Linked DNA regions of Homo sapiens: all the other regions are linked to region 1. Evidence: chromatin loops called from intact Hi-C (ENCODE). Cell type or tissue: heart right ventricle. All regions are shown on one strand.

Region 1 (2,500 bases):
ACCCAGAGAGTAATCATTTATGTGCTCTAAAGGCAGAAAGTAGTCGATCTTTAAACTATTTTGTCTTCTATTTTGGATTTCTTTTCTATTTTTGCTCATTTTAATTTTATTAAACCTATCTAATGAAATATTTTGATCTCAAACTAGAATTAACAAGTATAGAACAAAATATTTTTATGTATTCATATATGTCTTAGGCCATTTAGGCAGCTATAACAGAATGTTTTAGACTGGGTGGCTTATAAATAAAATTCCAGAGAATTTTATTTCTCTGGAGGCCCAGAAGTTCAAGACCAAGATGCCGTAGATTTGGTGTCTGGTGACAGCCTGCTTTTTGATTCATAGATGGTGCCTTCTAACTGGGTCCTCCCATGTTGGAAGGGGCAAACAAGCGCCCTTGGGTCTCTTAACTAATCTCATTCAGGAGGATTCTGCCCCCAGGACCTAATAATCTCACAAAGGCACCACTTTTTGATACCATCATCTTGGGGGTGAGGATTTCAACCTACAAATTTCAGGGGGATACAAACATTCAGACCCTTCATTATATTTGGTTAAAATGCTGTTAAAAAAAAAAAAAGGTTACTGTATGATGGGAGTGTGATAGAAACAGAAAGCCCATCGGCTGTGAAACCAGAGTTTTTAATCATTTCTGTCATTTCCTGGGTGTCTCTGGTAGCATCCTTAAACTAGGGTGGTGAAGTATGGCTTATGGCTTATGCCTGGGCTCTCAGAGGAATTGTGTGCTTGGCTTCCCTAGGGCCTGTGAGCCTGGGGCAGGACGTGGGTGGTATGAGAGTTTGGACTTAGGCCGGCAGCTGGTAGGGAACATCTATCCTTGCACTCCTGAGATCATTCCCCTGCCAGAGAAGACACAGCTCCTGTTTTGGTCTGATGAATTAAGCTAATTGTGGTGCTTAAACTTAAAAAAAAAAAAAAAAAAAAAAAAAAAAACAGTGACAATTGTTAATTAACTGCAATAAACTGATGATGGGCTGGAAAAATACTAAGTGAAGGGGCAGGGGCCTTTTCCTGGGTAATAGGGGAAAGCTACCTCTGATTTTATAAACTTCGATGATTACTGTGTTGATTTCTGTCCTTACAAATCTGTTAGAGCAGCAAACTCAAAAAGAAATTATCTTACATTGTGTGCATTTTTTTGTGTTGGGAAATGGTGTTCCTTAGAAGCGTGGCACTGTCACTGTGACTTCTACACATTTTTTTATACATGGTACACAGAAACATGTGGGAAGACTTGAGTTGAAGATGTGACTGCTTTCTGAGGTCACATTGGTGGCTTACATGTCCCAAGCCAGGCTCTAGAGTCCTCTGAAGATGTGTACGTTGAGTGGCCACTAGATGGCAACCTGTGGTTCTGGACAGGGTGACTCAGCAGCCTGTTTCACTATTGGGGGCCAGTCCAGGGGCTTTGTGTGTTCAAGACACCCTTTAAAGCAGATTAAACTCTGTATTGGCAACATTAGCTCCCAACCCCAGGTTTTTAATGGGTACCAGAGTTAGTAATATTACTTGTGTTTTTTATGTTTAAAGCACAAGAACTGTTCATTTCCTGCATTTCAGACAGGATCTCTGAGCATCTTTCAAACATAGGGACATCTTTTTGCCAGGATGTTGGGCTTGCTCCCAGGCATGCTGCAGAACTTCACATTTCTTCTCATAGCTCTGCCTAGAGTTTACAGCTAACTTTATTTTCTTTTAACTATGGGGTAGTTATCTAAATGAGTGCTTCCTGCTCTTGAATCTGTTAAAACAAACAACCGCTCTTCTTCTTCGTAGACAGGACTAAACTAAACTACCAGTCAAATCTATGGCTTTGGTCCTTGACCCTCTTTCCGGTGAAGAACAGGGACCTCGACCTTATGTTTTTGGGTTACCCAGTTTCCCTCCTCTTTGACCCTCTCCGATTATTATTAATATTATATTATTATATACACACCATTAAAAAAATCTAACCCTACAGTAGAAAATCTAACCCTATAGTGCGAATTCAGCCCTGCCTCCCAAACTTACTCCTGTTTACTGCTTTCTTGTGTATCTTTCTAGTCCCTGTGACCCCCTCATTGGGATTCTGGCACTAGATCTCTAACTGGCTCTCAATATCTCTTTTCCTTCCCACCAGTCCTTCTCCATGGAGATCAAGAGTGAGCTTGTCAAGATGCAGCCCTGATCGTGGTCTTTCTCATAGTGGCAGGTGGCCTCCATTGTTCCTAGGATGTAATTTTAAAAACCCTCACTGTGGACTACAAAAGCCTTTTATGAGACTGACCCCATGTTCCTCTCAGCATCATCTTATACCTCTTTCCCACTTCCTCTATCCACTCCAGCGACAGTGGCTGTCTTTTAAGTCTGTTGGACTTACCATACTCCCATCTGCTTCTGGGCCTTTGCCTATGCTGTTCCTAATAGACAGAGAGCCTTTCCCACCTCTCCAAAATATCTAGTTCCTGCTTATCTCTCAACTCTCTTAGCTTATGTGTCA
Region 2 (2,500 bases), 120 kb after region 1:
AACTAGTATTTGCAAGGTAAATCTTCAGACAAGATTCTGAAGTAGTTTTCATATATTTATATTGTGACAGTTTATTATGCCAAATACCATGTTAAGTTAGGTCTTTGAGATACATTTTTTCATTTTATCCTTACAATGATCCAATGAGTAAATCTTATATTATCCAGATGTCACCTATAAATAGACTTAGAGTGAAGAATTGAAGAACAAAGAAATAGGCCAAAAATAGGGCATGCCCTAGGCAGCATCTCTCTCACCAGCAGTTCCCCTCAAAATGGGATTTCAAAGTCAGAGCAACTCAGCCATAGTCACAGAATCATAAAATAGGAAAAATTGTTAGAGGAGACTCAACCTAGTGAAAACTAATATGATGATTATGGGAAAATAATTTAAATCACAAAATACTATGGATAAAAGGACTCTGAATTATATCCAATCAGATTCATGCCTTACACTGAACTTCCACCGTCTATCTCTTTTCATTCATCTCTCTATGTCTTCATTTGCTAGAATTTTAATAGAATTTCAGATACAGAATTTGCTCACTTCCCTTCTTTTTTCCCCCTCCTCTTCAAGTTGAACATTTTTCTTGATCTTTTGGGAGGCAAAAGCTTAACTCAAAAAAAGAAGATGGATCTGTATCTGCATTTATAGGGATATTTGGTCTTTAAGTGGAACTGTATTAGTCCTAACCCCCAGTTAGCTCAGGGGAATTCATCTGCCTTAAGGAGAGAAACTCAGCACTTCCTATTTACTCTTGTGGTGGGGTAATATTTTGACATGTTAATCTCTTACTTCCCTATATTTTCCTCTTGCTCTTTCTCTCCATTCACACAGAAAGTAGGCTCCACGTTCATTGTCCCAGGGAAGGCATATGGCAAGGCAGAAAGTAGCTGAGTCTACAAGTCTTTCTGGCTTTTGTTTTCCAAAACCCTAACCCTTTAGAAGAAAGTGATTTCCAGACAGAGGGTTTTGAAGAAAAAAAAAAGGGAGAAGAAATTTTCTCCAAACTGAAGAGGCTGAAAAGAAATATTATCTGGGTAGCAGGGGTAAGGAATGCTCACCCCTCGATGCCTTGTTAGAGTATACGATTCGATGCCTTGTTAGAGTATACGATTTGATGCCTTGTTAGAGTATACGATTCTCAAGCTGGGTACAAATCCAGGCAAAGGCAGAGGAAAGCTGATGAAAGACTGATGTTAAGTATCCCTACAACTCCCCCTAATGGGGGCTCAGAATCGGAAATTATGTTACTACAGACAACAGAAGGTTATATCTCTAGTACACTTGAGTTTGTGGATTGAGATCACATCTACCATACCAGTTAAAAATTTTTGTTATATTATATGGATATATGTAGCTATAATGACGTCCATCAAAAAACAAAACCTGGAAATAACCTAGTGCTTGATTAAACCAATTATGATATACGCATATATAAAAACCAACTATTTGAAATATTTGTGAGATTGCTTAATTATATAAAGTTATTAAAATATTCTATGATATGAAAATACAAATTAGAAATATGGACAGTATGATCCAATTTTGAAAGAAAAAGGTACAAATAGGCATAAATAATAAACTTGAAGAACATATATAACATGAATGACTTTAATTTTTCCCTTTAAATTTTTCTTCAGTTGTTAAATGTTCTATAAGTAACAGGTATTCTTCTTGTAATAAAAATAATACAATAAAAATAAAATAAAATGCAATTCATTTACACTGAAAATATGACATACTACTTTTATGGAGAAGGTCAGGGAGATAAGACGCCCACCCTTCTCAAACAATTCTGCTGACATGGTGACTGTAATAATTCCTATACCTGCTAGGCTATTATTGCCAAAATGATGCTTAAAGCAAAGCTGGAGAAAGAGCATGAAGATAAAAACATGAAATGTCAGAACTGGATAATAAGAAAAACTAAATATGCACAATTTGGAATGGAGAAAGAGAACAATAACCTTATACATTTTTTTGAATAATGTCTTATATAAAGGAGGTGCTTAGCAAAGAGTGAACAAGCCTGAAAACAAACAAGGAAAGGAAATTAATTGTCTAGCACTCTGGAATATAAAAAGGGCAAAGGAAGTTTTGCTTTATGAACTTGATATATTTTCCAAAGAAAACATTGGTGTATCCGTTAAGGAACTCCAACATATAGACTATTGAATGTCAGATGAGAATTTATGATAATTGGAGGCTATCTGGAGTACCCTGTTAGAAACTAGGATAAGGAATTCTGATTTTGACTTGATAATCAGAAGGTTTACATACCAATATATAATATTAGGATACTTCTGCTGTAAGTTTGGAGGACAACTAGATAGACTGAGGCAAAATGTACTCAAAGAAGAAAAATATTATAATATGGCAACATTTAATTTGAATTGTATTACATATTAAATGTATTTGAACTAGTTATTGCTCAGTGCTTTTCTATATTAACTAATACATGATAATTAAAGTAGGTAACTTACAATCACTCATTATT
Region 3 (2,500 bases), 130 kb after region 1:
TGAGCGAGACACTGTCTCAAAAAAAAAAAAAAAAAAAAAAAAAAAAGACTTTTCCTCCTAGAGGGAATTAATTTTAATTTCCAATGTTTTTGCAACACTGCAAATGAAGATTCAAACCATATAATTTGAAGACCAGGCACTCTAGTCTGGAGGTTCTTCACGCCCACTGTTCCAGAAACATTCTCTTATTGTAGTTCCTTAAAATCCTTCTTTTTAGTGACTCTTAGGACTCTCTTGCTTTCTCCCTTTCCTCCTTTCTTCTTTTCATTCACTCAACAAATAATTACTGAGTGCCTGCTGTATGCCAGACACTATTCTAGGTGCTGGGGAATACAGCAGTAAGTAAAACAGGCAAAGCCCAAGTTCTTATTGAGTTGATGTTTTAATGGGGTAGGGGGAGACAATAAAAAAAATGAACAGTAAAACACATAAGACATCAGGTGGGATAAATGCTATGAGGAGAAATAAAGCAGGATAAGTAGAGAGTGAGCAGATGGGGACTGAGTTTTACACAGGGTGCTCAGGAAGGACCACCTGTGGTTTGATAAGGTCACACATTCCAACAGAAACTAGAGGAAGTGAGGGAGGAAGCTGTCTAGGTAACTGGGGAAGGGTACTCAAAGCAGAGGTAACAGTGTCTGCAAAGGCCCCGAGGTGAAGATGTGCCTGGATTCCAGGGACAGCTATGAGGCCAGTGTGGAAGAAGCACGGAGGGTGAAGGGAACAACCAGTAGGAGATGAGTCAAAGAAATAACTGAGGATCAGACATGTAGGCAGGGAATAGACTTTAGATTTTATTCCAAATTATACGGGAAGCATTTGGAGGATTCTGAATACAGAAATGACTTGATCTTTTTAAAATGGCCACTCTGGCTGTTGGGTAGAAAACAGACTATGGGAGTGAATACTTGGAAGTAAGAAGATCAGCCAGGAGGCTGTTCCAACCATCCAGGCAGGGAATGATGGCAGTTTACATCAGGGTGGTGATGGCCGAGGTGGTGAGAAACAGCAAGACTCTGTATCTTCTGAAGGTAGAGCCAGAAGGCTTTGCTATGGACTGATGGGTGTCATTTAATGGTACAAGAATACTGAAAGAAATGCATGCTTGTGGGGATGGAGAATCTAACTTTTCAATTGTTAAATGTGAGATGCCTATCAGATATCAAAATGGATAATGTTAAGCAGGCAGCTAGATATGTAACTCTTAGTTCAGAGGAGAGGTTAAAGCACAATTCCAAATTTGGGAGGCATCGGCTTACAGAGGGTATTTAAAGCAAAGAGAGAAAATTGGTTATAAATAATGGAGATGGTTAACTGATTATGCAGTGGTAGTATATGGAATAGACAGTAATTCTTAAGTGACTAGTTTTCCAATTTGTTCCAATGCTGCCATCTTGTGGTCATTTAATTTTACTTTCTTTAAATTGTTTTTTGTTGTTGGTTTTTTTTTTTTTTTTTTTTTTTTTTGAGACGGAGTTTTGCTCTGTCTCCCAGGCTGGAGTGCAGTGGCGCGATCTGGGTTCACTGCAATCTCTGCCTCCTGGTTTCAAGCGATTCTCCTGCCTCAGCCTCCCGGGTAGCTGGGATTACAGGCGCCCGCCACCACGCCCAGGTAATTTTTGTATTTTTAGTAGAGACGGGGTTTCGCCATGTTGGCCAGGCTGGTCTCGAATTCCTGACCTTGTGATCCACCCGCCTTGGCTTCCTAAAGTGCTGAGATTACAGGCGTAAGTCATCGCGCCCGGCCTAAATTGCTTCTTAAACAGCTTTTTCAAAAAAGCAGTTTAATTGATAAAATTATTTCTAATGATTGGCTTATACACTTTAGAACTAACCACTGATATTAACGAAGTTATAAAGCTAATTATCTTTTTAATACTAGGTTATTTTCCTTTAACAGTAGAGAAACTGATATGTGTATATGTATATTTCAAAGTATTTAAATATTTGTCATATTAACTACAAGGTAGAATGGGACAAGAAGTGGCAGGTAGAAAAAAATAAAAGGTTTGGTAAGTTGCTAATGGTCTCTAAACAAATCTCTTGCTTCTGTGACTTTCTACTGCTGAGAACAGCAGTTGTACTGTGGCTATTCTTCAACAGTGTTCTTAGAAGAATGGCTTCTTACACCACAATATACATACAAATTAACTCTGTAGGCAACTGAGTTTCTGGCAAGAATTACATTTTATGTCCATCTTTATTATTTAGAGATGGGATTATGTGTTCTGGGGGAAAAACTGCTTATAAAAGTAAAACAACTACTTTTAAAAAGTATTTTTCCCAGGAACTATGAAATTGAAATTTTTTTTAATAAGAAAGAATGATAAGTCCCTACGTTTAAGTTCACTTTTGTCATGTAATACTTGGTAAGACAAATTTAATTCGCTTTAATTAAATAGCATATTGCAGGTACCCAAAGGCATTTTGAATAAGTATACTTTGACCAGAATTGTGAGACATTAAAAAGTTTTTGGACTTATGGCACATGAAATACCAT

What was found. A loop is a pair of places that touch in the nucleus more often than their neighbours do. Peaks named below come from ENCODE experiments on the same cell type or tissue, not always from the same donor. Only the 100,000 strongest peaks of a DNase experiment are listed, where the experiment ranks them.
Region 2: it touches region 1 in a loop (3-fold over the local background); 88 of 110 quality-filtered maps call a loop at or near these places.
Region 3: a loop joins it to region 1, with 5 times the contacts of the local background. A loop is called at or near these places in 90 of 110 quality-filtered maps.

Annotation. Positions count from the first base shown.
Region 1 is chr4:51,894,635-51,897,134 of GRCh38, forward strand. All of the region lies in intron 7 of DCUN1D4 (defective in cullin neddylation 1 domain containing 4), which reads left to right. Among named protein-coding and RNA genes, the nearest start is that of DCUN1D4, 53 kb to the left of the region's middle. In heart right ventricle, CTCF peaks have their summits at 1,360 (motif pointing right) and 1,566; a DNase peak (open chromatin) is centred at 1,377; H3K27ac peaks cover 413 bases.
Region 2 is chr4:52,014,353-52,016,852 of GRCh38, forward strand. The region is part of intron 2 of LRRC66 (leucine rich repeat containing 66); the gene reads right to left. Among named protein-coding and RNA genes, the nearest start is that of LRRC66, 4.8 kb to the right of the region's middle. In heart right ventricle, a CTCF peak has its summit at 1,234; no DNase peak of the experiment used is centred here.
Region 3 is chr4:52,024,810-52,027,309 of GRCh38, forward strand. The region is part of intron 5 of SGCB (sarcoglycan beta); the gene reads right to left. Among named protein-coding and RNA genes, the nearest start is that of LRRC66, 5.7 kb to the left of the region's middle. In heart right ventricle, CTCF peaks have their summits at 1,397 (motif pointing left) and 1,599; no DNase peak of the experiment used is centred here.